Regions from separate parts of the Mus musculus genome. Here all the other regions are linked to region 4. A link is a loop called in an ENCODE intact Hi-C map of the cell type or tissue named here. Cell type or tissue: heart. All regions are shown on one strand. Region 1 holds the start of Gbp4 (guanylate binding protein 4). Region 2 holds the start of Gbp9 (guanylate-binding protein 9). Region 3 holds the start of Gbp8 (guanylate-binding protein 8). Region 4 holds the start of Abcg3 (ATP binding cassette subfamily G member 3).

Region 1 (8,000 bases), 150 kb before region 4:
GAAGGGAGAGATAGCACACAGAGACACAGAGGGAGACAGAGAGACACAAGGAAAAAACACAGAGAGATAGAGACACAAAAAGAGAGGCAGAGAGACAGAAAGAGAAAAAGACATACAGAGAGACAAAGGCATATACAAGGGGGAGAGAGAGAAAAAAAACCAAGAAGAAGAAGAAGAAGGAGAAAGAGGAGGAGGAGGGGAGGAGGGTGAGGAGGAGAAGGGAAGAGGTCCTGGAGGAGGGCTGGGGTGGAGAAGGATGAGAGGGAGGAGGAGAAAAAGGAGGAGAGGAAAAAGTGTTTAGTGCCTCAGTGAGGATCTAGGTTGCTAACTGACCCTTAGTTGGAACGTGGAACTCTGTTTCCCTTGATTTTTCTTTTCTTGGTCACCAGTCCAAATCGCCAGCCTGCTGTCCTAATGTGAGGCACTAGGCATGCTCATTCTCTCTCTCTGAAGAAACATACCTCCCCGATTTGGAGCTTATAGACTTCCACTGTTGGTCTTCCCTGCTTTCTTGGTCCACAACCAGAAAGCATGACCCACTCTCCTTCCTTTTGGTATAGTCTTTTCCACAGTTACCTGGAAACAGCCCATAGCCCTGGCCCACTATAAGAGGGGCTGCTTGCCCCTCCTCTCTCTCTCTTACTCTTACTCCTGTTTTCTGCTTGCTTCTCTCTTGCCCTCTTGGACTCTTCTCCCTTTCCCTTCTCTCCACGTGGTCATAACCAGCCTCTACTTCTCTACTCTTCCCTTCTCTTCATTTCTCTGCCTCTACTACCCTTTTAACCACCTTCTCATGACCAGAATCAACTCTACTATACTATCCTGTGGCTGGTCCCTCTGGGGGAAGGGATGTCTCAGCATGGGCACCCTGAGAAATCCCCTTCCCTCACACTGCACCACAACCCAGAGAACAGAGTTCTCTTATCTTCATCTTTTTATAATCACAACATGGTCTTTTTATAATCACACAGCATGGGCCTGCTGAGGCACTCCCTCCCACCACATCATAACTCGCTCTATAAAACATATCCTTGGCTTTATAAAACACATCAGTATCTGCTTTCAAACCAAAGAATATATCACCCTATTTCAAAAGAGATAAATTAAACTATGTCTAAAACAATTAAAAAGCAAAGTCAAAGATTTTCTTTCTGCAACTATGGGCTACTTCTGTGAAAGTCTGGAAGGGATATACAAGCCTTCCATCTGACAAACTTGTAGAAATCTCCTTAACTATGTAGGCTCAACTTATTTTGTAGTTTCTGTTTGCTTTGTAGTTTAGAAAGCCCTGTTGGCTCCTATGGCTAAGGTTCTCTGAAAATGAGAGAGCCTGAAGAAGGGAATTTCCAGAATTTATCAGAAACAAACACAGCTCAGTATGAGCATAACTGTTGGCACCCTTGACAAGCCCTCTCCAAAGCAGCTCACTAGAGAGTGCAAGCTGCCTGTGCATCTATGACACCTTGTGGACTCATAAAAATTTCCCTCAACAGAGGAATGGATACAGAAAATGTGGTACATTACACAATGGAGTACTACTCAACAATTAAAAACAATGAATTCATGAAATTCTTGGGCAAATGGATGGATCTAGAGGATATCTGGAGACCTAAGGAGATGCCTTATTCAGTGAACTGTTTGTTATGCAAGCATGGGGAAGTCAATTTGGATCTTCAGTGAAAAGCTGGGCATGGCAGTGTGTGCCTGTCATCCCAAGGCTGGGGTGGGGTCAGAGACAGCAAGGCCCTGAGGCTCACTTGTCAGCTAGAATAGCAAAGCAGTAAGAGGCACTTTTTCAAGACCTCAGCAAATACGTGCATTTGCACACCTGTGCTCACTCACACACACACACACCTCTCTCTCTCTTTTTCTCTTTCTCGATATAATATAGAAGAGAAACACAGGCAAAGGATCATAGAGATTTATCCTGATGTTTTGTAGATTCACTTGAGTGCTGAAGTGAACAAAAGGCTTAAGCAAGTGTTAGAGGCAGCCCTGCTCCTGCTGCTCCCCTCAATCCTGTCTCAGAAGTGCCACTCAACTGACAAGAGCTCCAGACCAGAGACTCCCCTGGCCTTAGTGGCATCCAAGAACCTGCTGACATGAACTTCTTCCCAGTCCTGGTGTGGACTCTTGTGTGAGTTCTACCTGGGCCTGCAAATAGGTGGCCATGCAGAGCTAACAGATGAATAGGGGGAGAGTTCACTGAAGTAGAATTAAGGTACCAGTTTACCTCCATGCTGCTGTCCTGCTCCTTTGTCCCTTTATCACTCTGAGTTCTGCACCAAATGTCTAGGAGAGTAAATTAAGGACCCTGAAGCTAGGTGCCTGGATATGGCCCAGTCTCCAATGGGTACTTCCTTCTTTAATCCTTCCTGTGAAAACACAATAGATCACTCTGCAGCCCCACCCAACACCCTCGCTTTGTGTTTCATCCTTTACAAATAGTATTCAATCTCCCATCAGAGACAAAGTTCAGATCCCAAACTGGCTGCCTTCCTAAGGGCTCAGAAAATAAAGCTTTCATTTTTAAGCTTCCATCTCAGAAGTGAGTTTTCTTAGCTTCTACCCTGAACACAACTCCTACTTACTATTCTTTAATTACTTCTTTGAAAACAGTTTTTAGATGGACTGTTGTGTTTTCTGAAAAAGAAAAAAGAAGCCAGGGATATGTGTGGTGGAGGCGGGGTATGGTGAGGTGGAAGGTGGTGTCTCTGAGGGCTCCTGCTGAGGCATCCTTTCCTCCTGAAGTACCAGCCACACAATTGTATAGTATAGAATAGAGTTTATTTAAGACATGGAGAGTGGAATTTGAGAGGGTAGTAGAGACAAAGAAAGGGGAACAGAGAGAGGGAGGAGGAAGCAGGGAGAGGACTGGAGAAGGAAAGAGGGTAAGAAAGGAAGAGAGGACTATCTGAGCAAGAGAGATAGAGATAGATAGATAGAGAGAGAGAGAGAGAGAGAGAGAGAGAGAGAGAGAGGGAGGGAGGGAGGGAGAGGGGACAGTGATGGTTCCTGTTTTAGAAAACACAGGTTTAAAACATTAAAGCTCTTCACTCAAAAAGCACCTGGAATTTCCCCTGAGAGAAGCACACGTGCAATCCTCCCAGATTGTGTCATTTACACTGATGGGGGCCTGGGTTTACTGTGCTTTATCTGTGCCTAGAAGGCTGGAGGAAACTGGAGATGGGTTCCAAAGAAAGAGAATGTAAATACTTTCCACAGTGGAAGCCTGCTGTCCCTTGGCTGCAACAGAGTATCTCACTGACTTTTCTGACACTAAGCATCCTCTGACCTCCCCTTCCAGTCTTGGCCAAGTTAACAATGCCTTGGTTTACTTTACTTTCAGTTTTGTTTTTGCTGCATCCTGTGTGAGTGTGTGTGTGTGTGTGTGTGTATGTGTGTGTGTGTGTGTGTGGTCAGCGCACATAAAAGAGGAGCAAAGAGAGCAGGAAGTGAGGAGAGCAGAAGTGAGCCTGAGGAGGCAGCAGCAGCTGAGAACTGCACTTGGACCTGTGCTGTGGGACCAGGTATATTTAATATTTACTTTTCCTTTCTTTAAGGAGCAACTTAGTCTGGACCTCAGCTTGATTTCCAAGTCAAAGGGGCAACTGAGGGAGGGGGAAGGGAGGCAGGTTCTGTGCTCTCTGGTCTGCAGGGGGCTGTGGCTGGCTTTAGGTCTAGGAGGTGAGTTTCTTTCCTCTGACAAAGGACAGATACAAAGTTGTAGCCTGACACAGCTGGCTGCCCTGCTCTGTTAGACACACTATGGGAAGAGCTCTGGTCCTTCCTCAGCTGGGACCACAGCAACAGCTCCTGCCCTGGTTCACAGGCAACTGTTGTCAAAGGAACATGTAGGAACCTTGTGCGGAAAATTCAGCACTTGACCTTGGCAAATATTTTTTGGAAATAAACTTAGTTTGTACCTCATCATCTTTTTAAGTTTAGTAAGTAGTCAAGCTCTGTCTTGGTGTTTAGGGTTTGTGTGTGTGTGTGTGTGTGTGTGTGTGTCTGTGTGTCTGTGTGTGTGTGTGTGTGTGTGTGTGATGTAGAGATCACATGGGCTCTCTGCATTTTGTTTGGGCTGCTCTTCTTATCTCATTAAAGGGATTAAGCTGCAGAGAGACAGTGTTGTGGAATCTGTGACTTCTGGGGATTGACACATTCTCTGTCCTTGGCATAATGTCCTCAGGCTCATCTGGGACTGGAGTGCAGAGGAGGGGAGGCAAGTTATGTGTTGTCTGACCTGCAGAGGTCTGTGGCTGGCTTTAAGTCTATGAAGGTCTACAAGGTAGTGTACAGTAGTTAATTTTATTCTCTTCTCTGGCTGAATAATATACAATTTGGTGTGCCATCACATTGTGGTGGGAAACTGGGCTTAATCCACATTGTGGGTATTGTGAACACAGCTACCATGATCATTAAAGATCAAAGGTCCATCCAAGTCCTTTTTGCTAGTTTGTGCTGAAATCAAAGAAGAGCTGTTAGATCAAATGTAACTTTCCATTGTCTTAGAAACCAGGATTGTTTCTCATGAGGAAATATTCTGTGTTCTTAGCTGCAGAGTACAGACACCGGAGTTGTTTAAATTCTGGGTTACATGGATTTGTTTTCCCATTGTGTGGTAGCTGTCCTGATGAGTATGAAGTGATGCCTTGTGGTTTGATTTGGACTTCCTCAATGTTTGTCACAGGGACTGAAGAATTATTGAGGAACAATACCATGTAGCTCTTAAAATAACCTAGTTTGTGCTTAAACTGCAAAGATCAGCAAAACTAAGCAGGTAATTTCAAATAATATATATGTTAGCCCAAAGCAAGCCTTAGCCTCAGTAAGCTCTAAGAAGCCAAATCACACATGATCATGTGACTATAGACTCTTACACCTGGTCCCTCAGCATGGCAAAACAGAAATCATATAATGAAAAGTTTCTTCATTTTGCAACCAATGTTTCCCTAATACATTCTGTAATGGGAACAGAGACACTTCAGCATTCACTCTGGTACTTCACAGTTTGTACATTCTATCTTTTTCAGATAATTTTTTTAATTTAAATTTTTTTGTACAAAGTGATTAGCAATAATGAATATGATCTTGTGTGCTCATGGATGTTTGTAAGCCTTCTCTGCAGAAATAAGCACCCAGTGATTTTCTCTGTTTAGAAATGAGTTATCTGTGATGAGTTGTATTGCTATTTTGTTGAAGATAGTAACCCTTTATCAAACATGTGATTTACAAGTAGTCTTCACCCACTTTTGGGTTGCCTTTTTACACTGTTTATAGAATCCTTTGGTGCAGAAAAGTCCTTAATTTTAGAAAGTCTGTTTTTTTTTCTATTTATTTGCTCGGGTTGAGATTTTGTTTTCATGTTCAAGAAATAATCCGTACTTGAAACACAAGTTAGGTAAAACTGAGATCAGGGTAGCCCCAGGTTGGCCTGTTGCAATTAAGCTCTGTGTTGCTTCCTGCAGACAGGACCTGTGTCAGGTAGGGTGGAGGTAGGCAGTAAAAAGTCTAACAAGGACACATGTAATTCCCACCTTTTATTCAGCTGCACATCTCAGTGTAATTAAGTGGTATTGTTCACAGTTTCTACATATTTTCAGCCATATAGAAATCTATTCATGGCTATACCAAGGGCTGAGAGGCTAGTAGTCTGCCATTTTGCTGGTTGTTTGCTGGGTTGACCTTGATGGAGATCAGTATGGTTTGGATTTTATTACACTGAACTAAAACTTTATAGATGAGAGCAGCCCATGTGTTATCAAAGCTTCTTTAGAACTTTGAAGAATAATGAAGAGAAGGAGGGGCTCTGTACTACAGATGTGAGAATACACACAGCCAGATGAGGCTAGGCACTGCCAAGAGCAAACCTACAAAGCTACCTACCAAGAGGTCTTAGCTGCTGAGCCATTGGGTGTCAGTGAGGCAGAGAATGACTTTACTCTCTTTCTCCTATTATAGATTCATCTATGTTGGCAGGTTGCTATGACCCAACCACAAATGGCTCCCATTTGTCTTGTGGAAAACCACAATGAACAGCTGTCAGTGAACCAGGAAGCCATAGAGATTCTGGACAAGATTTCTCAGCCAGTGGTAGTAGTGGCTATTGTTGGATGGTCCCATACAGGGAAGTCCTATTTGATGAACTGTTTGGCGGGACAGAATCACGTGAGTGGCACGCTGCCTACCAGCCAAAGGTTTGACTGGCTCTGTCACATTTCCTTAATTCTTATTCCCAATTATAACAATGGACAGCAGAACTCCTTTAAGCAAAGCCACCCTCTCATGCTAATTTTCATCCCTTAATTAAACTACACAATAAGCTCTTCTGTGCTCTTCCCTTCCATTCTGTTAAAGAAAATCTCCCCTAGGAATGCTCAAGATGGGGCCTTTTCTGATGCCCTGAACATGGGATCCTGGGACTCAGTCCCCTGGCTCCTACAGCAGGTTCTCCTTTCTAAATAAGATCCATCAGGATAGAAAGTCTTTGAATACTTAAGACTTTAAAAATCTCTGATAGGTAGAGATGCAGAGTTGATCCAGTGGCTAAGAAAAATTGTTGCTCATGCAGACAAGGTTTGGGTTCTTGCACACACATGGTGACTCATATTTTTAATAACTTGAACCTCAGAGGAACCGATGCTCTTTTTTTTTTTTTTTTTTTTGGCTTCAGTGGGCACTTGGCATGTGCAGTGCCTACTTTTATACATGTAGGCAAAATTCTCATAATCATAAAATGAAATAAGTAAATCTTAAGAATCATTTATTTAGAAATAAATAAGTCTTAAAAAGAACTCTAAAAGGGACTTTGTATCCTTTTATAGCCTCATACTTCTGTCTTTAATCATTCTCAATGCAAAAACTATCCTATTTCATTTTTCTTTTTCTTTTTTTTTTTTCGTATCTCTCTTTTGGAGCCCATGCCCTTTCCCCACCATTTGCAAAAATACCTTTGCCTTTTTTATGTTGTTGTTGTCTCTTTGTTTGCTTCAGTTTTTTTTTTTTTGTTTTGTTTTGTTGTTGTTGTTGTTTCCCCTCCCTACCTCCCTCCTTTCTTTCTTTCTTTCTTTCTTTCTTTCTTTCTTTCTTTCTTTCTTTCTTTCTTTCTTTCGTCTTGTTGTTCGGCTTGGCTCTAGCCATTGGATCCTAGTGACTCTCAAAATACTGGCAACCCTCTCGTGTGTGTCTTCTACGTATAAGGATTGCATGTGTGTACAGCCATGGATGCACCAAACACTGTGCATTTGCCAGAGCACTCTATGTTTTCTGCCTTGTGGGTGCCTATTTGTTTCCATCTGGAGACCTTGTGTGGCTTTGTTCTCCTATTATATGTTCCTTATGACTTGAAATGAAGGAATTATAAAGGAAGAGCTTCTTGAGGGGAGACAGGGCACCATTTCATGTGCTGAGGTACTCACAACACTCCCTCCATTCTGCTACTTACATCCAATCTTCACAGGCATAGCTCCCTCTTTGTACTTTTTCAAGGCTGTGACCACAACACTCAAGAAGTAACCTTAATGAGGAGGCACTTATCCTGACTTAGATTTTACTCCATAGTTCTTGGTTCATTGATCGTGGGTCTCGCTTAACAGAAGATCGTGGGTCTCGCTTAACAGAAGTGGCGGGCAGAAACTGAGTTATAACCTTCAAAATCCCTTCTCTAGTTACCTGCATCCTTCACTGGGCTTGAAGTCCTAAAACCTTCAGAATCCCTCCCAATAATGCTGGCAGCTTGGCACCGAGGTTTTAGCACACAAGGCCACCTGTACAGGACACTCACATCCTGACTTTCTTTCTCCTCTCTTCCCTTCAGGTTTCCCTCTGGGCTCCACCGTGCAGTCTCAGACCAAGGGCATCTGGATGTGGTGCATGCCCCACCCCACCAAGCCAGAGCACTGGTCCTCCTGGACACCGAGGGCCTGGGCGATGTGGAAAAGGTAGGATGAGGCTCAGGCTGGCCCTTCTGTGCCCTTGTTATCTAACTATAATCTATG
Region 2 (8,000 bases), 120 kb before region 4:
CTGTCCCAGCCTAAGCCCACTGCAGATGCTTGTCCAAGGTTTCTAGCACTTCAATTTGCTGCTGTGGTTCTTGCAGTTTGCTGCCTGCTGCCTCCTTCTGTAGTGCAGGATTTTGCACAGCCTGGGCTTTTATGTGTTTTGATTTGGCTGCTGCTACTGTACAAATGATGCTCTGTGATTGGTTTGAGGAGCTCAGGCTGCCTCCCCGCTCTCAGTAAGGTTTTAGCAAGCTCTCTGCAGACTACCGACTGCTTTGGTTCCTGGCAGTGTACATAGCACGATGAGAGGAAACACTCAGAGGCTGCTACATTAGAGGAGTTTCACAAGGCCTCCACCTAGATGACGATCTATAGGCAGTCAATGCTGCGGAGAGTAAGAATCAGTGTTCTCCAAATAGAAGCCCCCTCTTAGATTATTCTTACGCGCGTTCGCGACCGGCCAGGAAAGACGCAACAAACCGGAATCTTCTGTGGCAAAAGCTTTATTGCTTACATCTTCAGGAGCAAGAGAGAGAATGGCGAAACCCGTCCCTTTTTAGGAGAATTATCCTCTGCCTAGGACGTGTCGCTCCCTGATTGGCTGCAGCCCATTGGCCAAGTTGTCGTCACGGGGAAGGCAGAGCACATGGAGTGGAGAACTACACTTGGCACATGCGCAGATTATTTGTTTACCACTTAGAACACAGGATGTCAGCGCCATCTTGTAACGGCGAATGTGAGGGCGGCTCCCCACAGATTATCTCAACATTAGTGGTCTCCCTAGATACATATGCATACCATAATACCAAATAGATTCACTAGATCACATGTTCATGTGCACATGCACACAGACGTGTCTTTACATCCCTTCAGAGGAAGACATCCTGTTGATAAGTATGGAAAATTCTCCTAGTCATTCTTTGCAAAAATCTGAGGGGAAATTTGCTAAGTCCCAAACTATGTGACTTTTTTGACAGCATGCTTCAGTGATCAAAGGTTAACCTAACCAGATTATAATTTTCTCTCTTAATTGTTGGGCTTTAGCAGCTATGTTGGCCTCCCCCTTGGACTGAAGTTTTGAATACAGTATTCTAGTCTTCAGGATAAATCAGTAATTTATTAGCAACGACAATGGACGAGTTCTCAAGTCATTAGAAATACCATAGGACTTCAATTATATTTCAACCACTGAGTTTCTTCATAATAATTGTACCAAAGTATCAGCTGAATACTTCCCAAGGTGGAGCCAAACTCCAATGGCAGCTAATTCTACCCATGTCAAACAATGCTCAGTGTGTACAAAGTCACTTTCAGTATCATAGATAGAGCTACAATAGAGCTATGTCTTACTTATATGCTTCTAAGGTCTTGAATGGATTAATTTGCATTCAATTTCGCATAGTTACTCCAGATTTCCCAATTTATAGTTAGTGTATTCTGATGACTTTCTGTGTGAAAATATGAATGTAACTGAAATGGGAGAGCATGCAAATCCAGCTTAGACAGAAACTGGAAGTGTTGTCAAGAGGCATTTGCTCAAGAGGCCAACTTCTATGTTGATATTTGTTCTGCCCAAACAAAACAAAAGTCCATAGCAGACTCTGGAAAACCCTTTCATATTGAAACCATCACGTCTGTGGGTGCTTTTGGATCACATTTGCCCTTGGGGATCTTTCAGTATCTCATTGACCATCAATACTTGCAGGCTGTCTTAGGGTTTTAGTGCTGTGAACAGACACCATGGCCAAGACAAGTCTTATAAAGGACAACATATATTTGAGGCTGGCTTACAGGTTCAGAGTTACAGTCCATTATCAAAGTGGGAGCATTACAGCATTCAGGTAGGCGTGGTGAAGGAGGAGCTGAGAATTCTACATCTTTATCTGAAGCCTGTTAGCAGAATACTGACTTCCAGACAGATAGATTGAGGGTCTTCAAGGCACATCCATTCCAAAAGCCACACCCACAAAGCCACACCTACTCCAACAAGGCCACACCTCCTAACAGTACCACTCCCTGGGCCTGGCACATACAAACCATCACACTGGTAGAGGCAGTACTTACTTGGGTAGGAATGATGAAAACGAGGCCTAAAACACTGTACCACTGCTTAGTGTAACTCCCTTTCGCTCATCCTCAGGAGGCAACGCCAGAGCTGAAAGCTTCAACAGGTCCACAGAGTATAAATTTATACTCTCCAGATGGAAATGTTCTGTCTTTGACCACCCAGTATTTAAAAAAAATATTCTATGGCATAGTTACCTGACAACAATCATGGTACAAACATTCTACAGTAACTCAATGTTTTCTGCTCTTACATCTTCACTAGTATAAGTCTTAGGACCAGGAGTCAAGGTCAGAGGATTTGTGAGTCTCCTTTTTAAGTCATATTCTGGTGTGGTACTGTGCATTGAGTATTTCATTGTCGCACATTATTTGGTACTTTTGTTTCTTTCTATACAGAAATAGGTATTTGATAATATTCATGATGAATAGAGAGAGAGTTCACTGAAGTAGAATTAAGGTACCAGTTTACCTCCATGCTGCTGACCTGCTCCTTTGTCCCTTTATCACTCTGAGTTCTGCACCTAATGTCTAGGAGAATAAATTAAGGACCCTGAAGCTAGGTGCCTGGATATGGCCCAGTCTCCAAGGGGTACTCCCTTGTTTAATCCTTCCTGTGAAAACACAATGGATCACACTCTGCAGCTCTCCCCACTGCTTTGTGTTTCATCCTTTACAAATGGTGTTCAATCTCCCATCAGGGACAAAGTTCAGATCCCAAACTGGCTGCCTTCCTAAGAGCTCAGAAAATAAAGCTTCATTTTTAAGCTTCCACCTCTGAAGTGAGTTTTCTTAGCTGCTACCCTGAACACAACTCCTACTTACTATTCTTTAATTACTTCTTTAAAAACAGTTTTCAGAACAACTGTTGTGTTTTCTGAAAAAGAAAAAGAAGCCAGGGATATGTGTGGTGGAGGTGGGGTATGGTGAAGTGGAAGGTGGTATGGGGGGTGGGGGCATGCTGAGGCATCCTGTCCTCCTGAGGTACCAGCCACACAATTGTATAGTATAGAATAGAGTTTATTTTGGACATGGACAGGGGATTTGAAAGGGTAGTAGAGACAGAGAAAGAGGAACAGAGAGAGGGAGACAGGAAGCAGGGAGAGGACTTGAGAAAGAAGAGGGTAAGAAAGGAAGAGAGGAAGATCTCAGGGAGAGAGATTGAAAGAGAGAGAGAGAGAGAGAGAGGGAGAGAGAGAGGGCAGAGTGGACAAGCAGCCCTTTTTATAGTGAGTCATGCCCAGCTCGCTGTTGTCAGGAAACTGTGGGACAGAGTCCAGAAAGAAATGGCAACAGTTATGGTTCCTGTTTTAGAAAACACGTTTAAAACATTAAAGCTCTTCACTCAAAAAGCACCTGGAATTTCCCCTGAGAGAAGCACACGTGCAATCCTCCCAGATTGTGTCATTTCCACTGATAGGGGTCTGGGTTTACTGTGCTTTATCTGTGCCTAGAAGGCTGAGGAAACTGGAGATGGGTTCCAAAGAAAGAGAATGTAAACTCTTTCCACAGTGGAGGCCTGCTGTCCCTTGGCTGCAACACAGTTTCTCACTGACTTTTCTGACACTAAGCATCCTCTGACCTCCCCTTCCAGTCTTGGCCAAGTTAACAATGCCTTGGCTTACTTTACTTTCAGTTTTGTTTCTGCTGCATCCTGTGTGTGTGTGTGTGTGTGTGTGTGTGTGTGTGTGTGTGTGTGTGTGTGTGGTCAGCGCACATAAAAGAGGAACAAAGAGAGCAGGAGGGAGGAGAGCAGAAGTGAGCCTGAGGAGGCAGCAGCAGCTGAGAACTGCACTTGGACCTGTGCTGTGGGACCAGGTATATTTACTTTTCCTTTCTTTAAGGAGCAACTTAGTCTGGACCTCAGCTTGATTTCCAAGTCAAAGGGGCAACTGAGGGAGGGGGAAGGGAGGCAGATTATGAGCTCTCTGGTCTGCAGGGGGCTGTGGCTGGCTTTAGGTCTAAGAGGTCAGTTTCTTTCCTCTGACAAAGGACAGATACAAAGTTGTAGCCTGACACAGCTGGCTGCCCTGCTCTGTTGGAGAAGCTGTGGGAAGAGCCCTGGTCCTGCCTCAGCTGGGACCACAGCTACAGCTCCTGCCCTGGTTCACAGGCAGCTGTAGTCAGAGGGAAGTCTTTCTGTGGAGGAACCCTGTGAGGAAAATTCAGCACAAGAGCTTGGCAAACCTCTATCTCGAAATAACTTAGTTCCTACCTCACTGACTTTGAATTAAGTGTAAGAAAATAGTCCAGTTCTCTCTTGATGTTTATGTTGTATGAGATGTAGAGATCACGTAGTGCTATGTGCATTTTGTTTGGGCTGCTAGTCTTATTTCACATGGAACTAAGCTGCAGAGAGCCTGGTTTCTGGAATTAAGTGATGTCACCTGTATCTAACGTCTTAGGATTTTGCACATTCTCTTTTCTTGGCATAATGTCTTCATGCTCATGTGGGACTAAAGACAGGGCAGGGGAGGTAGGTTACTGTGTTGTCTGGTCTGCAGGGTCCATGGATAGCCTTAAGTATATGAAGGTCTATAAAGTAGTGTGCAGTAGAATTTTATTCCTTTTTTTTTTTTTTTTTTTTTGCTGAATAACATTCTATTGTGCATGCTATCAGACTGTGTTAATGTATGCATCTGTTGGTGATCTGTTGGTGGGAGACTGGGCTGTGTCCACATTGTGGGTATTGTAAATACAGATGCTATGATCAATACAGCTCAAAGGTCCATCCAAGTCCTTGTTTTCTAGTTTGTTTATGTTGTAATCAAAGAAGAGCTTTTAGGTCAAACATAACTATATATTATCTCAGAAGTCAGGACTGTTTCCTGTGAGGTAATATTCTGTGTTCTAGGCTGCAGAGTACAGACACCTGAGTTGTTTAAATTCCAGGTGACATGTATTTGTTTTTGCCTTGTGTGGTAGCTGTCCTTGTGTGTATGAAGTGATGCTTTGTGATTTGATTGGCACTTCCTCACTGTTTTTCAAAGCCACGTTATAATGAACACTGGGTCTGAAGAATTATTGAGCAACAAAACCAAGTAGCTCTTAAAATAACTTCATTTATGCTAAACCTGCAAACATCAGCAAACCTAAGCAAACAATTTCAAATAAATATATATGTTAACCCAAAGCAAGCCTCAGCCTCACTGAGCTATAAGAAGCCAAATCACACATCATCAAGTGACTCTAGAATCTTTTTTTCTTCTTAAATTGGGTATTTTTTACATTTCCATTTCCAATGCTATCCCAAAAGTCCCCCACACACTCCCCCACCCACCCACATCCACTTCTTGGCCTTGTCGTTCCCCTGTACTGAGGCATATAAAGTTTGCACGACTAATGGGCCTCTCTTTCCACTGATGGCTGACTAGGCCATTTTCTGATGCATATGCAACTAGAGACAGGAGCTCCAGGGGGGTACTGGTTAGTTCATATTGTTGTTCCACCTATAGAATTGCAGAACCCTTTAGCTTCTTGGCTACTTTCTCTAGCTCCTCCATTGGGGGCCCTGTGGTCCACCCAATAGCTTACTGCGAGCATCCACTTCTGTGTTTGCTAGGCCCCGACATAGTCTCACAAGAGACAGCTATATGAGGGTCCTTTCAGCAAAATCTTGCTAGTGTATGCAATGGTGTCAGCGTTTGGAAGCTGATTATGGGATGGATCCCCAGATATGGCAGTCTCTAGAAGGTCCATCCTTTCGTCACAGCTCCAAACTTTGTCTTTGTAACTCCTTCCATGGGTGTTTTGTTCCCAATTCTAAGAAGGGGCAAAGTGTCTACACTTTGGTCTTTGTTCTTCTTGAGTTTCATGTGTTTAGCAAATTGTATCTTATATCTTGGGTATCCTAAGTTTCTGGGCTAATATCCACTTATCAGTGAGTACATATTGTGTGAGTTCCTTTGTGATTGGATTACCTCACTCAGGATGATGCCCCCCAGGTCCATCCATTTGCCTAGGAATTTCATAAATTCATTCTTTTTAATAGCTGAGTAGTACTCCATTGTGTAAATGTACCACATTTTCTGTATCCATTCCTATGTTGAGGGGCATCTGGGTTCTTTCCAGCTTCTGGCTATTATAAATAAGGCTGCTATAAACATAGTGGATCATGTGTCCTCCTTACCGGTTGGAACATCTTCTGGATATATGCCCAGGAGAGGTATTGCAGGATCCTCCGGTAGTACTATGTCCAATTTTCTGAGGAACCGCCAGACTGACTTCCAGAGTGGTTGTATAAGCTTGCAATCCCACCAACAATGGAGGAGTTTTCCTCTTTCTCCACATCCTCGCCAGCATCTGCTGTCACCTGAATTTTTGATCTTAGCCATTCTGACTGGTGTGAGGTGGAATCTCAGGGTTGTTTTGATTTGCATTTCTCTGATGATTAAGGATTTTGAACATTTTTTCATGTGCTTCTCTGCCATTCGGTATTCCTCAGGTGAGAATTCTTTGTTCAGCTCTGAGCCCCATTTTTAATGGGGTTATTGGATATTCTGGAGTCCACCTTCTTGAGTTCTTTATATATATTGGATATTAGTCCCCTATCTGATTTAGGATAGGTAAAGATCCTTTCCCAATCTGTTGGTGGCCTTTTTGTCTTATTGATGGTGTCTTTTGCCTTGCAGAAGCTTTGCAACTTTATGAGGTCCCATTTATCGATTCTTGATCTTACAGCACAAGCCATTGCTGTTCTATTCAGAAATTTTCCCCCTGTACCCATATCTTCGAGGCTATTCCCTACTTTCTCCTCTATAAGTTTCAGTGTCTCTGGTTTTATGTGGAGTTCCTTAATCCATTTAGATTTGACCTTAGTACAAGGAGATAGGAATGGATCAATTCACATTCTTCTACATGATAACCGCCAGTTGTGCCAGCACCATTTGTTGAAAATGCTGTCTTTTTTCCACTGGATGGTTGTGACTCTAGAATCTTATACCAGGTCTACCATCCTGGCAAATCAGAAATCCTGTAATGAAAAGTTTCTTCATTTTGCATCATGTTTCCCTAATAAAGCCTGATTGCCATTCTGTCCTGGGAACAGAGACACTTCACCTTTCACTCTGGTACTTCCCAATTTGTACATTACATCTTTTATAAATAAGTTTATTTTAAAATTTTATAGTTTTCTCGTGCAAAGTGATTTGCAATATTGAGCACTATCCTGTATGCTCATGGATATTTGTAAACCTCTGCAGAAATATTCACCCAGGGCTTTTCTCAGTTTAGAACTGAGTTGTCTATGATGGAATGCATTGCTACTTTGTTTATGATAGTAACCCTTTATCACACATGTGATTTACAAGTCCTCTTCACCCATTCTTGGGTTGCCTTTTTACAGTCTTTATAGAATGCTCTGGTGCACAAAAGTCCTTAATCTTACAAAGTCTGATTGTTTCTATTTCTTTGCTCATGTTGAGATTTTGTTTTTATGTTCAAGAAATAATCCCTACTTGAAACACAAGTTAGGTGAAACTGAAATCAGGGTCGCCCCAGGTTAGTCTGTTGCAGTTAATCTCTGTGTTGCTTTCTGCAGAAAGAACCTGTGTCAGGTAGGGTGGAAGTAGGCAGTAAAAAGTCAAACAAGGACTCATGTAATTCCCACCCTTTATTCAATTGCACATCTCAGTGTTTGTGTAATTCATGGAAGTTGTTCACAGTTTCTACATATTTTCAGCTATTTTAAATCTATTCATGGAGATACCAACAGCCTAGAGCCCACCAGTCTGCCATTTTGCTGGGTTGTTATGTTTTGGAAACTTGCTTTTCTCATTAGCAGCATGGTTGGAATAATCTGTAACAAGTAAGTATTTTCAGGCTTTTTAGGTCACATATGAAAGGTGAACATTACTGAGCTTATCATAGAGCATGTAGTTACCTTGATGAAGGTGGCTATTGTTTGGCTTTTATTTCATTGAATTAAAACTTTATACATGAGAGTAGCCCATGTGTTAC
Region 3 (8,000 bases), 69 kb before region 4:
CTGCCAAAAAGCTCTCCCTCTGTGGTAAAAATTACTCTGTGTTTTGCCAAGCCTGATAATGTGAGCCATTTGGGGACTTACGATGGGAAGAGAGAGGTAACTTCTACAGGCCTTGTGTTCTGCTCTGAACTGCACCGCACATGTATCCACACCACCTGGCATACAATGAATAGAAACCTGTGTAAAGTTTTTACTTACTGAGTGTACAGTTAGAAGTTACTTTACTCAGACATAAGCAGGTTTGAGGGCATTGAGATTGGACTCTCCTATAACCAGCTTTGGACCTCCTATCTCTAATATTAAGAAAGGGTGTGATTGCCTCCTGTTCCCACATGTCTGTTTAGAATTTGAAATACCATGAGAACTGAGGAAAGTATCACAGTTTCCGCCATAAGAACTTCAAACCCCAGGGCAGGGAGGGAAGAAGCAGCATGATTAACCTTACATATGATGAAATTATCTCAGGAAAGGGAGGCAGATGTGGAAGTGGCAGGGATGGAGGAAGCAGGTGTGGAGGACACTTGTGGAAGTGGCAGATGTGGAAGTTTCAGGTGTGGAGTTGGCAGGTATGAGGAAGCAGATGTGGAGGAGGCACTTGTTGAGGTAGACACTGTGTAGATACAAACTTTTGATGAGGCAGAGTAGGGAAGGTTATTTCTTCCTGGTGAAGCATGGCTATTTTATATTATATATTATATTATATTATTATTATATTTTTTAATTTATTTTAAAATTATTGTCATCTACTCTGTCACATGAGTTTTGCTTAAAACAATTAGACCTTGGGTCATATAATTAACCCTTGGAGCAGATATGACATTGTAAATGTTTCCAAAGAGTGTAGTGTTACAAAAACATGCTATATTGTTTCTGTCCTTAAGAGTTCATCCAAAGGAGCCTGTCAAGTCACCTGGACAGGAAAATACCCCTCAAAAAGTTGTAATTTGAAACACATGTTATGCTGAACCACAGATACACAGGGCTCTATTAGTGTAGTTGCTAACTGACCCTTAGTTGGAACGTGGAACTCTTGTTTCCCTTGATTTTTCTTTTCTTGGGTACCAGTCCAAATCGCCAGCCTGCTGTCCTGATGTGAGGTGCTAGGCATGCTCCTTCTCTCTCTCTGAAGAAACATACCTCCCCGATTTGGAGCTTATAGACTTCCACTGTTGGTCTTCCCTGCTGTCTTGGTCCACAACCAGAAAGCATGACCCACTCTCCTTCCTCTTGGTATAGTCTTCCCCACAGTTACCAGTTTCCAGCTGTTTTCCCCCTCTTCTGTCTCTCTTACTCTCTTTCTCCTGTTTCCTGCTTATTTCTTTCTTGCCCTCTTAGACTCTTCTCCCCCCACCCCCTATGGACATGACCAGCCTCTATTTCTCTACTATCCCCTTCTCTCTGCTTTTCTCTGTCTCTACTACCCTCTTAACCACCTTCCCATGACCAGAAACAACTCTACTATACTGTCCTGTGGCTGGTCCCTCTGGGGGAAGGGATGTCTCAGCATGGGCTCCCTGAGAAATCCCCTTCCCCCACACCTCACCATACCCCAGAGAACAGAGTTTTTTTTATCTTCATCTTTTTATAATCACAACATGGAGGGATGCCTCAGCATGGGCCTGCTGAGGTACCCCTTCCCACCATATCATACCTTGCTCTATAAAACATGTCCTTGGCTTTATAAAACACATCAGTATCTGCTTTCAAACCAAAGAATATATCACCTTATTACAAAAGGGATAAAATAAACTATGCCTGAAACAATTAAAAAATAAAAGTGAAAGATTCTCTTTCTGCAACAATGAGCTATTTCTGTGAAAGTCTGGAAGGGACATCCAAGCCTTCCATCTGACAACCTTATAGAAATCTCCTTAACTGTGTAGACTCAACTTCTTTTGAGGTTTCTGTTTGCTTTGTAGTTCTGAAAGCCTTGTTGGATCCCATGGTTAAGGTTCTCTGAGTATGAGAGAGCTGGGAGGAGAAGGGAGTTTCCAGAATTTATCAGAAACAAACACAGCTCAGTATGAGAATAACTGTTGGCACCCTTGCCAAGCCCTCTCCAAAGCAGCTCACTAGACAGCGCAAGCTGCCTGTACATCTATGACACCTTATGGACTCATAAAAATTTCCCTCAACAGAGGAATGGATACAGAAAATGTGGTACATTTACACAGTGGAGTATTACTCAGCTGTTAAAAACAATGAATTCATGAAATTCTTAGGCAAATGGATGGATCTGGAGGATATTATCCTGAGTGAGGTAACCCTATCACAAAAGAACACACAGGATATGCACTCACTGATAAGTGGATATTAGCCTAGAAACTTAGAATACCCAAGATACAATTTGCAAAACTCATGAAACTCAAGAAGAAGGAAGACCAAAGTGTGGATACTTTGTTCCTCCTTAGAATGGGGAACACAATACCCACGGAAGGAGTTACAGAGACAAAGTTCAGAGCAGAGAAGGAAGGGAGGACCATCCAGAGACTGCCCCAACCAGGGATCCATCCCATATACAACCATGAAACCCAGACACTATTGTGTATGCCAGAAAGGTTTTGGTGACAGAACCCTGTTATAGATCTCTCTTGTGAGGCTATGCCAATGCCTGGCAAATACAGAAGTGGATGCTCACAGTCATCTATTGGATGGAACACAGAGCCCCTGATGAAGGAGGTAGAGAAAGTCTCCAAGGAACTAAAGGGGTCTGCAAACCTATAGAAGGAACAACAATATGAACTAAAAAGTACCTCCCAGAACTATGTCTCTAGTTGCATATGTAGCAGAGGATGGCCTAGTCAGCCATCAATGGGAGGAAAGGCTCTTGGGATATTGCGAAGACCATATGCCACAGTACAGGGGAATACCAGGGCCAGGAAGCGGGAGTGGGTGGATTGAGGAGCAGGGCAGGATGGAGGGAAGGTATAGGGGACTTTGGGAATAGCATTTGAAATGTAAATGAAGAAAATATCTAATAAAAAATAGCATAGGAAAAAAAAAAGAACCTTAAGGCAGAATAGAATAAATTGTTTCCCAATACATTAAGAATATTTTACAAATAAAAATATTCTAGTTCTCAACCAAAAAAAAAATTCAAATTCAGGGCCTAAGGAGATGCCTTATTCATGAACTGTTTGTTATGCATGCATGAGGGTGTTAATTTGGATCTGCAGTGAAAAGCTGGGCATGGCAATGTGCGCTCTTAATCCCAAGGCTGGGGTGAGGTCAGAGACAGCAAAGCCCTGAGGCTCACTAGTCAGCTAGTATAGCAAAGCAGTGAGGTCCTGATTCTGTAAAAGATATTTCAAAAAAACCAAAAAATCAGAGAGCAATAGAGGAAGACACCCAATGTCAACTGCAGACATCAGCAAATATGCAGAGGTGCACTTACGCAGGCTCACACACACATGTGCAAACACAAATACCCACACACACATATGTGCACACACACACACAAACACATGTCTCTCTCTTTCTCAATATAATACAGAAGAGAAACACAGGGAAAGGAACACACAGGTTTATCCTGATGTTTTGTAGATTCAGTTGAGTGCTGAAGTGAACAAAAGGCTTTAGCAAGTGTTAGAGAGAGCCCTGCTCCTGCTGCTCCCCTCAATCCTGTCTCAGCAGTGCCACTCAACTGACAAGAACTGGACACATCCCTGCTCTGTTCCAGACCAGAGACTCCCCTGGCCTTAGTGGAATCCAAGAACCTGCTGACATGAACTTCTTCCCAGTCCTGGTGTGGACTCTGTGTGTGTTCTACCTGGGCCTGCAAATGGGTGGCCATGTGGACCCAACAGATGAATAGGGGGAGAGTTCACTGAAGTAGAATTAAGGTACCAGTTTACCTCCATGCTGCTGACCTGCTCCTTTGTCCCTTTATCACTCTGAGTTCTGCACCAAATGTCTAGGAGAGTAAATTAAGGACCCTGAAGCTAGGTGCCTGGATATGGCCCAGTCTCTGAGGGGTACTCCCTTGTTTAATCCTTCCTGTGAAATCACAATGGATCGCTCTGCAGCTCCCTGCCCCCCCCCCCCCCGCTTTGTGTTTCATCCTTTACAAATGGTGTTCAATCTCCCATCAGAGACAAAGTTCAGATCCCAAACTGGCTGCCTTCCTAAGGGCTCAGAAAATAAAGCTTTCATTTTTAAGCTTCCATCTCAGAAGTGAGTTTTCTTAGCTTCTACCCTGAACACAACTCCTACTTACTATTCTTTAATTACTTCTTTAAAATCAGTTTTTAGATCAACTGTTGTGTTTTCTGAAAAAGAAAAAGAAGCCAGGGATATGTGTGGTGGAGGCGTGGTATGTTGAGGTGGTAGGTGGTGTCTCAGAGGGCACATGCTGAGGAATCCTGTCCTCCTGAAGTACCAGCCACACAATTGTATAGTATAGAATAGAGTTTATTTTAGACATGAAGAGGGGATTTGAGAGGGTAGTAGAGACAGAGAAAAAGGAAGGGAGGAAGCAGGGAGAGGAATGGAGAAGAAAGAGGGTAAGAAAGGAAGAGAGGAAGATTTCAGGGAGAGAGATTGAGGGGGGGGGGGCAGAGTGGACAAGCAGCCCTTTTTATAGTGAGTCATGTCCACCTGGCTGTTGCCAGGTAACTGTGGGGCAGAGTCCAGAAGAAATGGCAACAGTGATGGTTCCTGTTTTAGAAAACACAGGTTTAAAACATTAAAGCTCTTCGCTCAAGAAGCACCTGGAATTTCCCCTGAGAGAAGCACACTTGCAATCCTCCCAGATTGTGTCATTTCCACTGATGGGGCCCTGGGTTTACTGTGCTTTATCTGTGCCTAGAAGGCTGGAGGAAACTGGAGATGGGTTCCAAAGAAAGAGAATGTAAACTCTTTCCACAGTGGAGGCCTGCTGTCCCTTGGCTGCAACACAGTTTCTCACTGGCTTTTTCTGACACTAAGCATCCTCTGACCTCCCCTTCCAGTCTTGGGCAAGTTAACAATGCCTTGGTTTACTTTACTTTCAATTTTGTTTTTGCTGCTGCCTGTGTGAGTGTGTGTGTGTGTGTGTGTGTGTGTGTGTGTGTGTGTGTGTGTGTGTGTGTGTGGTCAGCTCACATAAAGGAGGAGCAAAGAGAGCAGGAAGTGAGGAGAGCAGAAGTGAGCCTGAGGAGGCAGCAGCAGCTGAGAACTGCACTTGGACCTGTGCTGTGGGACCAGGTATATTTACTTTTCCTTTCTTTAAGGAGCAACTTAGTCTGGACCCCAGCTTGATTTCCAAGTCAAAGTGGCAACTGAGGGAGGGGGAAGGGAGGCGGGTTCTGTGCTCTCTGGTCTGCAGGGGGCTGTGGCTGGCTTTAGGTCTAGGAGGTGAGTTTCTTTCCTCTGACAAAGGACAGATACAAAGTGGCAGCCTGACACTCCTGGCTGCCCTGCTCTGTTGGTGAAGCTGTGGGAAGAGCCCTGGTCCTGCCTCAGCTGGGACCACAGCTACAGCTCCTGCCCTGGTTCACAGCCAGATGAATGTCTTTCTGTGGAGGAACCTTGTGAAGAAAATTCAGCAAAAGGGCTTGGCAAACATCTATTTGGACATAAACTTAGTTTCTTCCTGACGTACTTTTTATTAAGTTTAGTAAGTAGATAGCAAAGTTGTCTCTTGATATTTAGTTTTTGTTTTGTTTTGTTTTCTTTTTTTGGAGGGGGTGGGGGAGATATAGAGATCCCATGGGCTCTATGCATTTTGTTTGGGCTGCTCTTCTTATCTCATTAATGGGTCTAAGCTGCAGAGAGACTGTCTTGTGGAATCAAGTGACTTCTGGGGATTGTACACATTCTCTGCCCTTGGCATAATGTCCTCTTGCTTATCTGGGACTGAGGGCAGGGGAGGCAGGTTATGTGTTGTCTGGCCTGCAGGGGTCTGTGGCTGGCTTTAAGTCTATGAAGGTCTATGAAGTTGGGTAAAGTAATTAATTGTATTCCCTTCTCTGGCTGAAGAATATTCTATTGTGTGTGCTATCAGACTGTGTTAATGTATGCATCTATTGGTGATCTGTTGATGGGAGACTGGGCTGTTTCCACATTGTGGGTATTGTAAACACAACTGCGATGAACAACACAGATCAAAGGTCCATCCAAGTCCTTGTTTGCTAGTTTGTTTGTGTTGTAATCAAATAAGAGTTGTTAGATCATATGAAACTATTCATTTTCTCAGAAGCCATGACTGTTTTCCCTGAGGGAATATTCTGTGTTTTTAGCTGCAGAGTACAGACACCTGAGTTGTTTAAATTCCAGGTGACATGTATTCATTTTTGCATTGTGTGGTAGCTATCCTGATGAGTATGAAGTGATGCCTTGTGGTTTGATTGGGACTTCCTCAATGTTTGTCACAGGGTCTGAAGAATTATTGAGGAACAATATCATGTAGCTCTTAAAATAACCTAGTCCGTGCTGATGCAAACATCAGCAAAACTAAGCAATTAATTTCAAATGATATATATGTTAGCCCAAAGCAAACCTCAGCCTCAGTGAGTTATAAGAAGCCAAATCACACACGATCATGTGACTCTAGACTCTGACACCAGGTTCTCCAGCCTGGCAAAGCAGAAATCATGTAAAGAAAAGTTTATTTTGCATCCAATGTTTCCCTAATATAGCCTGATTGACATTCTATCCTAGGAACTAAAGACACTAAACCATTCACTATGGTACTTCCCTGTTTGTACACTGCATCTTTTTCAAATAATTTTTTCTTAACTTCTATAGTTCTCTTGTGCCAGATGATTAGCAATATTGAATATTATCTTGTGTGCTCTTGGATGTTTGCAGGCCTTTTCTGCAGATATATCCATCTCCTCAGCAATTTTCTCAGTTTAGAACTGACTTGTCTATGATGAGTTGTAAAGGAACTTTATTACACATGTGATTTACAGGTCGTCTTCACCCATTCTTGAGTTGCCCTTTTACTTTCTTTATAGAATGCTCTGGTGCACAACGGTTCTTAATCTTACAAAGTCTGTTTTCTCTATTTATTTGCTCATGTTGAGGTTTTATTTTCATGTTCAAGAAATAATCTTTACTTGAAACACAAGTTAGGTAAAACTGAGATCAGGTTAGCCCCAGGTTAGCCTGTTGCAATTAAGCTCTGTGTTGCTTCCTGCAGACAGGACCTGTGTCAGGTAGGGTGCAGGTAGGCACTAAAAAGTCTAACAAGGACACATGTAATTCCCACCTTTTATTCAGCTGTACATCTCAGTGTAATTAATTGGTATTGCTCACAGTTTCTACATATTTTCAGCCATATAGAAATCTATTCATGGATATACCAAGGCCTGTGAGACTACTAGTCTGCCACTTTGCTGGTTGTTTGCTGGGTTGACCTTGATGAATATCACTATGGTTTAGATTTTATTATACTGAATTAAAGCTTTATAGATGAGAGCAGCCCATTTGTTACAAATGCTTCTTTAGAACTTTGAAGAATAATGAAGAGAAGGAGGCCATCTGGACTGCAGATTCAAGGATACATGCTGCCAGATGAAGCTACACAATGCCAACAGGAAACCTACAAAGGTCACCAACTGGTCTTAGCTGCTGAGCCATTGGGTGTCAGTGAGGCAGAGAATGACTTTACTCTCTTTCTCCTATTATAGATTCATCTACGTTGGCAGGTTGCTATGACCCAACCACAAATGGCTCCCATTTGTCTTGTGGAAAACCACAATGAACATCTGTCCGTGAACCATGAAGCCATAGAGATTCTGGAGAAGATTTCTCAGCCAGTGGTAGTCGTGGCTATTGTTGGATTGTACCGTACAGGGAAGTCCTATTTGATGAACCGTCTGGCAGGACAGAATCACGGTGAGTGGCATGCTGTGTACCAGCCAAATGTTTGACTGTGTCTGTCACATTTTCTTAATTCTTATTCCCAATTATAACAATGGACAGCAGAACTCCTTTTTAGCAAAGCCACCCTCGCATGCTAAATTGAATCCCTTCATTGCTGCTCCCCAATAATCTCTCCTGTGCTCTTCCCTTCC
Region 4 (8,000 bases):
TTCTCTGCCTCCAAAGAGCAGGTGGGATGTGATTCTAGAACTTTTAAACACATGTACCTTATGCCCCTGTTATTGACCTACAAACAGTTTTAGACATCCTGAATGTGTCTACCTTCAAGAGAAAACCAAAAAAAGTAAGAAAAAAAGAAAAGAAAAAGAGAATCTCAGGCTGGGGACATAATTCACCTAGCAGGTACAAGGTTCTACCCACCACCCATGCCACCAGAAAAGAATAAGAACAACAATGAAATAGAGATAAAGAAATAAAGACAAAATCCCAAAGAACTTTGCAGGGTTGAGCAGCAAACTAACACAGAGGACCTGACAAAGATCTGTGCCATGTTGGAAGGCAGCCAGGATTCCTTTCCACCTGGGGAGAGGATCTGTTTGCAAAACTGGATTTGAGGTTTTGTCGTCCACAATAGGGAGAACGGTACAGCAAATGAAAATCTAAGGACTAAATAAACATGGTGGGGTTGGGGCAGAGAGAGAGGGGGACATAGAGAGAGACAGAGAGAGTGAGAGAGAGAGAGAGAGAGAGAGAGAGAGAGAGAGAGAGAGAGAATAAGGTAGCTGAACAAAGAGCAAGAACGGGAAAGCTTCCCGACTACCCTCTTCCTGCCTCCTGTGCCCACCGTTCTTAGGCATCAGCATGCCGGGTCCAAAGCCCAGTGGCACCAACGTGGGTTCCTCTGGCCACTCTCCCAGCAAAGCGGTGGCCACAAGGGCTGCAGGATCCACTGTCTGGCAGAGAAAAAATGCCAGCTGTGGGACCCGGAGCGCAGGCCGCACCACCTCTGCAGGGACTGGGGGGATGTGGCGATTCTACACGGAAGATTCCTCAGGGCTCAAAGTGGGCCTTGTCCCAGTGCTGGTGATGAGTCTTCTGTTCATCGCTTCTGTATTTATGCTGAACATTTGGGGCAAGTACACGTGATCTTAGATTGGGCTACATCCATCTGTCATCTGAAGAAGAAGAAGGAAAAAACCCAACATATCTTGGACCAAAAGTGTAGTGATTTTCTGTTCACGTATATTATTCTACAGAGAATAAGAATTGACTTTGAGAAATCAGTTTTTTCTATGGCTAATAAACTTTGGAATTGCTTTAAAAAATAAAAAAAATTAAAAATGGGAAAGCTTGAGAGGGTTCTAGAATGAAAGAGGGGAAGGGGAGGGGAAGAGAGAGAGCACAAGAGCTTGAAAGAGAGAGCCAGAGAACAAGCAAGAGTCAGAGGGCAAGAGAGCATACCAAACTGAGAGCACAGGAGTGAGAAAATGAGAGAGAGTGAGAGAGGAGAGAGCTAGAGAGAGTTTAGGTGCAGAGAGCATTGTCCATGGGCTGTAAAATGCCAGGCAATTAAGAGGACCACACAAGATTTGTCTTTTAAATGTGCTTGCTTTATCCACACAAACACTCCACATTCTATCCTGCTGTTTGGGTAGAAATGCTGCTGCAGTTTCAGTCTTTCCTGGTGAGCAGAAGCTTGAAGGAGGATGGCCCTGAGGTCCTTTGTAAAAGTAGCTTTTATTCTGCTGATATAGTTGTTGTCTCCAAGGCTTGCTGCCTCTGCCTGCTAACCTCGGCCTACTCCTGGAACTTCTGGACTTGGTACATTCTAATCCAGGCCTAGAGTGTTTTCAGCCTCTAAGACTTACTGCTGAATAAGCTCACCCTTTCCTGTTCTTTCTGAGCTCTGACTGGCTGCTCAACTCAGCTGTTCTGGCTCAAACTCCTCTCCAAGCTGAGTGATTCAATCTGGCTTCTCTCTCAGCCTCTGACTTTTTGCTCTTCTTGGCCTCAAACTAAAGGTTGAAACACAAAGCAGGGCGGGGGGAGCTGCAGAGTGAACCATTGTGTTTTCACAGGAAGGATTAAACAAGGGAGTGCCCCTTGGAGACTGGGCCATGTCCAGGCACCTAGCTTCAGGGTCCTTAATTTATTCTCCTAGACATTTGGTGCAGAACTCAGAGTGATAAAGGGACAAAGGAGCAGGTCAGCAGCATGGAGGTAAACTGGTACCTTAATTCTACTTCAGTGAACTCTCCCCCTATTCATCTGTTGGGTCAGCACGGCCACCCATTTGCAGGCTCAGGTAGAATGCACACAGAGTCCACACCAGGACTGGGAAGAAGTTCATGTCAGCAGGTTCTTGGATTCCACTAAGGTTAGGGGAGTCTCTGGTCTGGAGCAAAGCAGGGATGTGTCCAGTTCTTGTCAGTTGAGTGGCACTGCTGAGACAGGATTGAGGGGAACTGCAGGAGCAAGGCTGCCTCTAACAATTGGTATCTCCAACTTCAACCCTCTTCAGATTGAGAGGATCTTGAACAAACCTGGCTTAAAATATAAGCCTGCAGTTAACCAGATCAAGTGCCACTCATACCTAACTCAGGAGAAGTCGATTGAGTACGGCCATTGCAAAGGCATCATGGTGACTACATACAGTCCCCCTTGGTTCTCCTGATAGGCCCTGGGCCAAGCCTGAAGACCCTTCTCTCCTGGAGGATCCAGGATCAAGGCAATTGCAGCCAAGTGCAATAAAACTGCAGCCCAGATAGTGATCCTGTTCCCCATTCAGAAGAACTTGGTAGTGATCCCCAATTCTGTGACTCCAGAGCATATTGCTGAGAACTTTAAGGTCTTTGGCATTGAGCTGAGCAGCAAGGATATGACCACTCTACTCAGCTACAACAGGAACTGGAGGATGTGTGCCTTGATGAGCTGTGCAAAACCCAAGGATTACCCCTCCATGCAGAAGTCTAAAGCTGCGGCAGACAGATCCCTGCTCCTCCCCAAGTGACAATAATTCCTCTTACAAATCTCAGGTGTCATCTTTCTCTAATTATTTGACAACTAATAAAAACATAATTAATTCTAAATGTTCAATCAAGATCACTTGGGAGCTACACCTCTAGATTACTAGGTTTCCAACGGTAAAGAAAAAAACACAACAGATATTTTCTGTTTGAGAAGTTATTCCTGGGGAGAAATATTTTAAAAACTGTAATTCTGGGAAATTGGGCAGAAGTGAAAGTAGTTACTGTAAGTGAGGAGCATACTGCCTCCTAGTGGTGACTTCTCCTGCTCTGCTTTAGTCATTTCTCTGAGAAGGTTCCTCCTTTAAACAAGCTTGCCAGCTATTTGAGACTGTCTTGGGAAGTATGGCACAGTTTCCCTGATTTCTTTCCCAGATCATTTGCCATTGTGTATGGGAAGGCTACTAATCTTTGTGAATTAATGTTGAGTCCTGTCACTTTGTTGAAGTTGCCAGTCCTGTCTTCACATCATGCACTTCTATCCCCTGTATGTATTATTATTTTTTTTTATACAGGTCTACCTATAAGGATATTACACCGACCCTTATAAATCCGCTGTAAGTTGAAAGTATTGACAGTTTACAAATGCATTTAACATACCTAAGCACTAGACAACTGAAGGCAATAACTTGCAGCACAATGAAATGTGTCACTCAATTGTCTTTCTGATCACGTGACTGACTGGGAGCCACAACTTATTGCAGCCGCTCAACACAGCAAATATCAAAATTCACAGTTCAGAGTGCAGCCTGGTGTGGTGGTACAAGCTTGTAGGAGCTACAGAGTAAGGATTAAGGCGTAAGGACCATGAGTTTGAGAACAACCTGGACTACAGAGCAACTCACTGGTTTTAGTCCATGAAGATCCTGCTCAAACATACAAACAAGCAAGCAAGCAACAACAACAACAAAAACACACTTTTAAAAAGTGAAAGTACAGTTTCTAAAAAGTATACATGGCCATAACATCATCTTGAAATTGAGAAATGGCTGAGTCAACCATCACAAGCCAGGGACTCTCTGTGTGATGGGTTTGCTTCTGTCCTAAGGACACATTTTTCACCAAGTATGAAAGCCAGTAAAATGGTTCTTATTCCTAAAAATTTTTACCGTGGGAGATGGTATATACAATCATGAAATTTATAGAAAATCACTTACCTTTAAGGCCATAAAGAAAGAATCTGCCTCTATACTGCTGGGGTTCAAGGTGTGTACAACCCTTCCCCGCATATGAGAATATTTAATAATAATTTAATAATAAATATTTAATAGTATATTAAATAGAGTATTTAATAGTAATTTAATAAAAAAGGGGAAAAATGAGGAAGATGTACCATAGGTCAGGTATGTTTCTGACATCCATCTATTTCAGCTTACTGTGAGTTAATAAGAATTATAGTTTGACAAATGTTTGTATATAAACATACCTGGATTGGTCTGGAAGATGGATCAGTGATTAAGACCACTGGCTGCTCTTCCTGAGGACCTGGATTTAATTCCCAGTACCAATATGGTGGCTCACAGCTTTCTCTAACTTAAGTTCTAGGGGATTTGACACCTTCTTCTGGGTTCAGTGGGTGCGCGCGCACACACACAGTGTGCACTTACATTCCTGTGGACAAACATCCAAATACATAAAAATAAAAAGAGAGAATGAACCTTTAAACAAAGGGAATGAGGATATGCTGTAAAGACAGGGCTGTCAAGAGGTGGCAAACAATTTTCAGAGCAGTTCACTGAGGGAGGAAGCTTTCCTGAGAGAGATGTGAAGAAAGTGCTGCTTGGGATAAAGGTTTCTTCAGGAAGACGCTAGTGAAAGCTGTAACAGAAAGGATATCTTCTATTACGAGCTAAATCAGTTCTAAGGACTCAAGATTTCCAAATTGGTCCTAAAAACATGGCAGCCCAACCTCTGATCTCTGGCCCACTGTAGTAGGATGTCTCGCTGTGGGGAGAGCTGTTTGTTTTACAATTAGTGACAGGAGATAAGAGAGATGGGGGCTGTGGTTTTATTCCCAGGGTTCAAACTTAAACCATCAAATGACCTCATAAAGATTCACCTCAGAGATCATATGCCTGCAGTGAGAGCTTTGGAAACTTCAGGAATTTAGCATAGAGACTCTGGTTAAACTCTTTCTGATATCCCCTAACTTTGTAAATATTGTTAAAGGAAAATCCACAGACTATAACACACTCATTAGAGATAGTTACTACTTCAGGGAAATATTTTTTATAGGACTTCTTTAAAATTTTTATTTAAGAAGGATTTATTTATGTATTTTATAAATGTGAGTGCCCTGTCAGCATGTACACCTGCAGGCCAGAAGAAGGAATCAGATCTCATTATAGATGGTGTGAGCCATCACGTGGTTGCTGGGACTTGAACTCAGGGGCATCTGGAAGAACAGCCAGTGTTCTTAACCTCTGAGGCATCTCTCCAGCCCCACAAGAACTTCTTTAATTATATCAGAGTTCAAGGGGTTTAAAGAGGATGCAAAGAAACAGCTCAGTGAATCAAGGAGAAAGAGTCTATGTGCCCGAGTGATGCCTGAGAGAACACACACCAGGCTGAAGGAAATGATGAAGACAGGCCCGGTCTTGAGGATGGAACTCCATGAGGAGACAGAAACACTGAGGAGGACTCAAGCTGAGATGGAGAGGGAGAGTCCAGTAACTCAGCTAGAACCCACAGGAAACCTTGACGCATGGAAAATCTCGACTCAGCTGGGCATGGTGGCACAGGCCTTTAATCCCAGCACTCAGGATGCAGAGGCAGGCGGATTTCTGAGTTCGAGGCCAGTCTGGTCTACAAAGTGAGTTCCAGGACAGCCAGGGCTATACAGAGAAACCCTGTCTCGAAAAGCAAAAACAAAAACAAAAAGGAAAGAAAAAAGAAAATCAGAACTCAAAGTTAAAGCAGAGATCTAGAGCAAATAATCAAGGAATATGGAGAAGAAAATAACACGGGAAAGGAACACCCAGGAAATGTGGGACAACATAGACAAAATGAGCCTTTCGATTACAGGCCCAGGTAAGGGAGAAGAAGCCCAAGTCAGAGGAATAGAACAGACTAACAGGATCATAGGCAAAAGCTTCCCTAAGACTAAGAGAAGGCACAAGAAGCACACAGAACACCAAATAGACAAGACCAGAAAAGACATGTTCCAGCATGTGTACACACCTACATCACACACGTACACCACACAGATCCTTAGTACCTCACCGTCACAACCGGCAAACTTCCATTTAGTAGTTATTCCCAGAAAGCGAGAGGATTCACTTAATGATACTGTCTTCCTACCAAACCAGAAAATGTAGGCTTGTAATTGAGTCTCAAAGCTCTCAGCCATGGCTGGAGAGATGGCTCCATGGTATAGAGCACTTGCTGTTCTTTCCTGAGGATCTGGGACATGGGCGGTCACAGCCATTCGTAACTCTAGTTCCCGGGGATCTAGAGATCTCTCTGGCCTCCGCAGGCACCGGGTGTGGAAGTCATACACAGACTTACAAGAGAGATTTTAGTCAGGTTTGAGGTACAACCATCTCCTTCATTTCAGGACAGGTGGCCACATCTAGAAGCTAAAACTGTAGAACCGGGCGGGGTAGGGTGGGGCTGGGAGTCGGGCGCCGACTTAATGTCCCTTCTTAATCCATGCTTGAATGTTAAAAACGTCTTGAGTACTGAAATTTTACTTGGATGACTTCAACATTGGCTTAAGGTTCGTCCAATGCTATACACGCACACGCACACGCACACACACACACAGAGCAGTCTGACCCAAGTAAACAGTCCATACTTAATCACTGTGCCCTCTTCTTGCTCTTTTTCAGATAGAGTTCGATGTTTAGGCCTGGCACACAAACTCCCAACCTCCTGTCCCAGCCTCTCGATTATAGGGATTACAATCGTAAACACTGAATTATTTCTTAATTGGTCTCTTCAGTTATAAAAAGAAGCTATAAATCAAATTATATTAAAAGCATGGGCACTTAACAAAACATATCCTTTGTCGTCCTGACCCATTGTTTGTCCTGTTCTGTGATAAGCATATATTCATCTCCTGTTTATTTTATCCCATTTGTTAAACAAAACAAAACAAAATTCAAAAACAAAAAACAAAAAAAATTCAAAACACACCACAGAAACTGTTACTTTCGCTTTGTCTTTTCCTGGATGCTGGCTTCTCAGAGTCCAATGTGAGCCTGAATTAGGGCAAAAAGTTTGCCCAGGTTTCCGGATCTGGCTGAACCCCTAGGTGAGCCCTCACCCCAAGACGCCACTCCAACCACGCCCCACAGAGACTCCCCCCTTCCCGCCCCTGCACCAGGACTCGCCCCTGCCCCTTTCCCCATGGCTTGGCCCCGCACCTGTCCCAAAGGGGGCCCCAGCCCCAGGGCTCCCCTGATTGCATCTTCCCCATGTCGCGCCCCACCCTCCCTTCCGCCCCACTGCCTGCTACTTCCTCTGCTCTCTTCGGGTTCCCTGCTCCTGACCACGACCACAGAGGCTCCAAGAGCTCTGCAGAGCAGAAGCCAGAGCCTCTTGCACCTTCCAAAGACCCGAGCTGCAAATCTTCCTGTGCAAGTAGCAACCTGAGCCCCTGCATTATCTCACAGTGGTGAGTGTGGGTGAGCAGGATGCAGAAGAGTGCAAGAGAGGGCTGGGAAACCCACTGCAGCTTCATTTGCAACTGTGAAATGCAAAGCAACTTGGTTCATAGAGGGTCTCTGTTTGGGTGGGTTAGCAGTGTACAACTTTTGATTGCCAAATGTATGAAGGCAAACACAGTTGGTGTTGGGCAGGTAAAAGTTTTACTGGTAGCAGAGATACCAGAAGTGCATGAGATATTTGTTAACACCGTTACTTTAAGGGAGCTGGGCAGTTTATAATTTTTTCTTTATCCCATGATATGAAATTTGTCAGGCAATCTCTAATTCGATATACAGATATTTACCAACTTCTTGCGACTCTTCCTCAGATAGTTCAGAAAAGGTTTCAACAGACAGAAAAGTTAAAGACCAGAATTATTAGACTGCAAACCTTTTAGTGGATTGTGTATCTATAATCTGTTTTATTTTCTTCCCTAATACTAGAAGTGTGGTCACTCCTTAGGGTGTTAACATGTGCCTCGCCAACTTAGTGTGTTCTCTTGCATCAATGTGCACTAAGACACAAACACATGC

What was found. Peaks named below come from ENCODE experiments on the same cell type or tissue, not always from the same donor. Only the 100,000 strongest peaks of a DNase experiment are listed, where the experiment ranks them.
Region 1: a loop joins it to region 4, with 2.6 times the contacts of the local background. A loop is called at or near these places in 11 of 42 quality-filtered maps.
Region 2: a loop joins it to region 4, with 2.4 times the contacts of the local background. A loop is called at or near these places in 2 of 42 quality-filtered maps.
Region 3: it touches region 4 in a loop (2.0-fold over the local background); 2 of 42 quality-filtered maps call a loop at or near these places.

What each region holds. Positions count from the first base shown.
Region 1 is chr5:105,135,010-105,143,009 of GRCm38, reverse strand. It overlaps Gbp4 (guanylate binding protein 4), which reads left to right and starts at 3,424. Exons shown (of 12, transcript NM_001359079.1): 1 at 3,424-3,530; 2 at 4,193-4,291; 3 at 5,965-6,200; 4 at 7,820-7,943. The coding sequence starts at 4,277. In heart, no CTCF peak of the experiment used is centred here; a DNase peak (open chromatin) is centred at 3,369; H3K27ac peaks cover 514 bases.
Region 2 is chr5:105,106,065-105,114,064 of GRCm38, reverse strand. It overlaps Gbp9 (guanylate-binding protein 9), which reads left to right and starts at 3,773. Exons shown (of 11, transcript NM_172777.4): 1 at 3,773-3,860. In heart, no CTCF peak of the experiment used is centred here; a DNase peak (open chromatin) is centred at 3,684; H3K27ac peaks cover 692 bases.
Region 3 is chr5:105,050,685-105,058,684 of GRCm38, reverse strand. Gbp8 (guanylate-binding protein 8) reads left to right here and starts at 5,124. Exons shown (of 10, transcript NM_029509.4): 1 at 5,124-5,184; 2 at 7,614-7,821. The coding sequence starts at 7,638. In heart, no CTCF peak of the experiment used is centred here; no DNase peak of the experiment used is centred here.
Region 4 is chr5:104,981,984-104,989,983 of GRCm38, reverse strand. Abcg3 (ATP binding cassette subfamily G member 3) reads left to right here and starts at 7,267. Exons shown (of 16, transcript NM_030239.2): 1 at 7,267-7,435. It also overlaps the pseudogene Gm5870. In heart, a CTCF peak has its summit at 3,072 (motif pointing left); a DNase peak (open chromatin) is centred at 1,763; H3K4me3 peaks cover 608 bases; H3K27ac peaks cover 450 bases.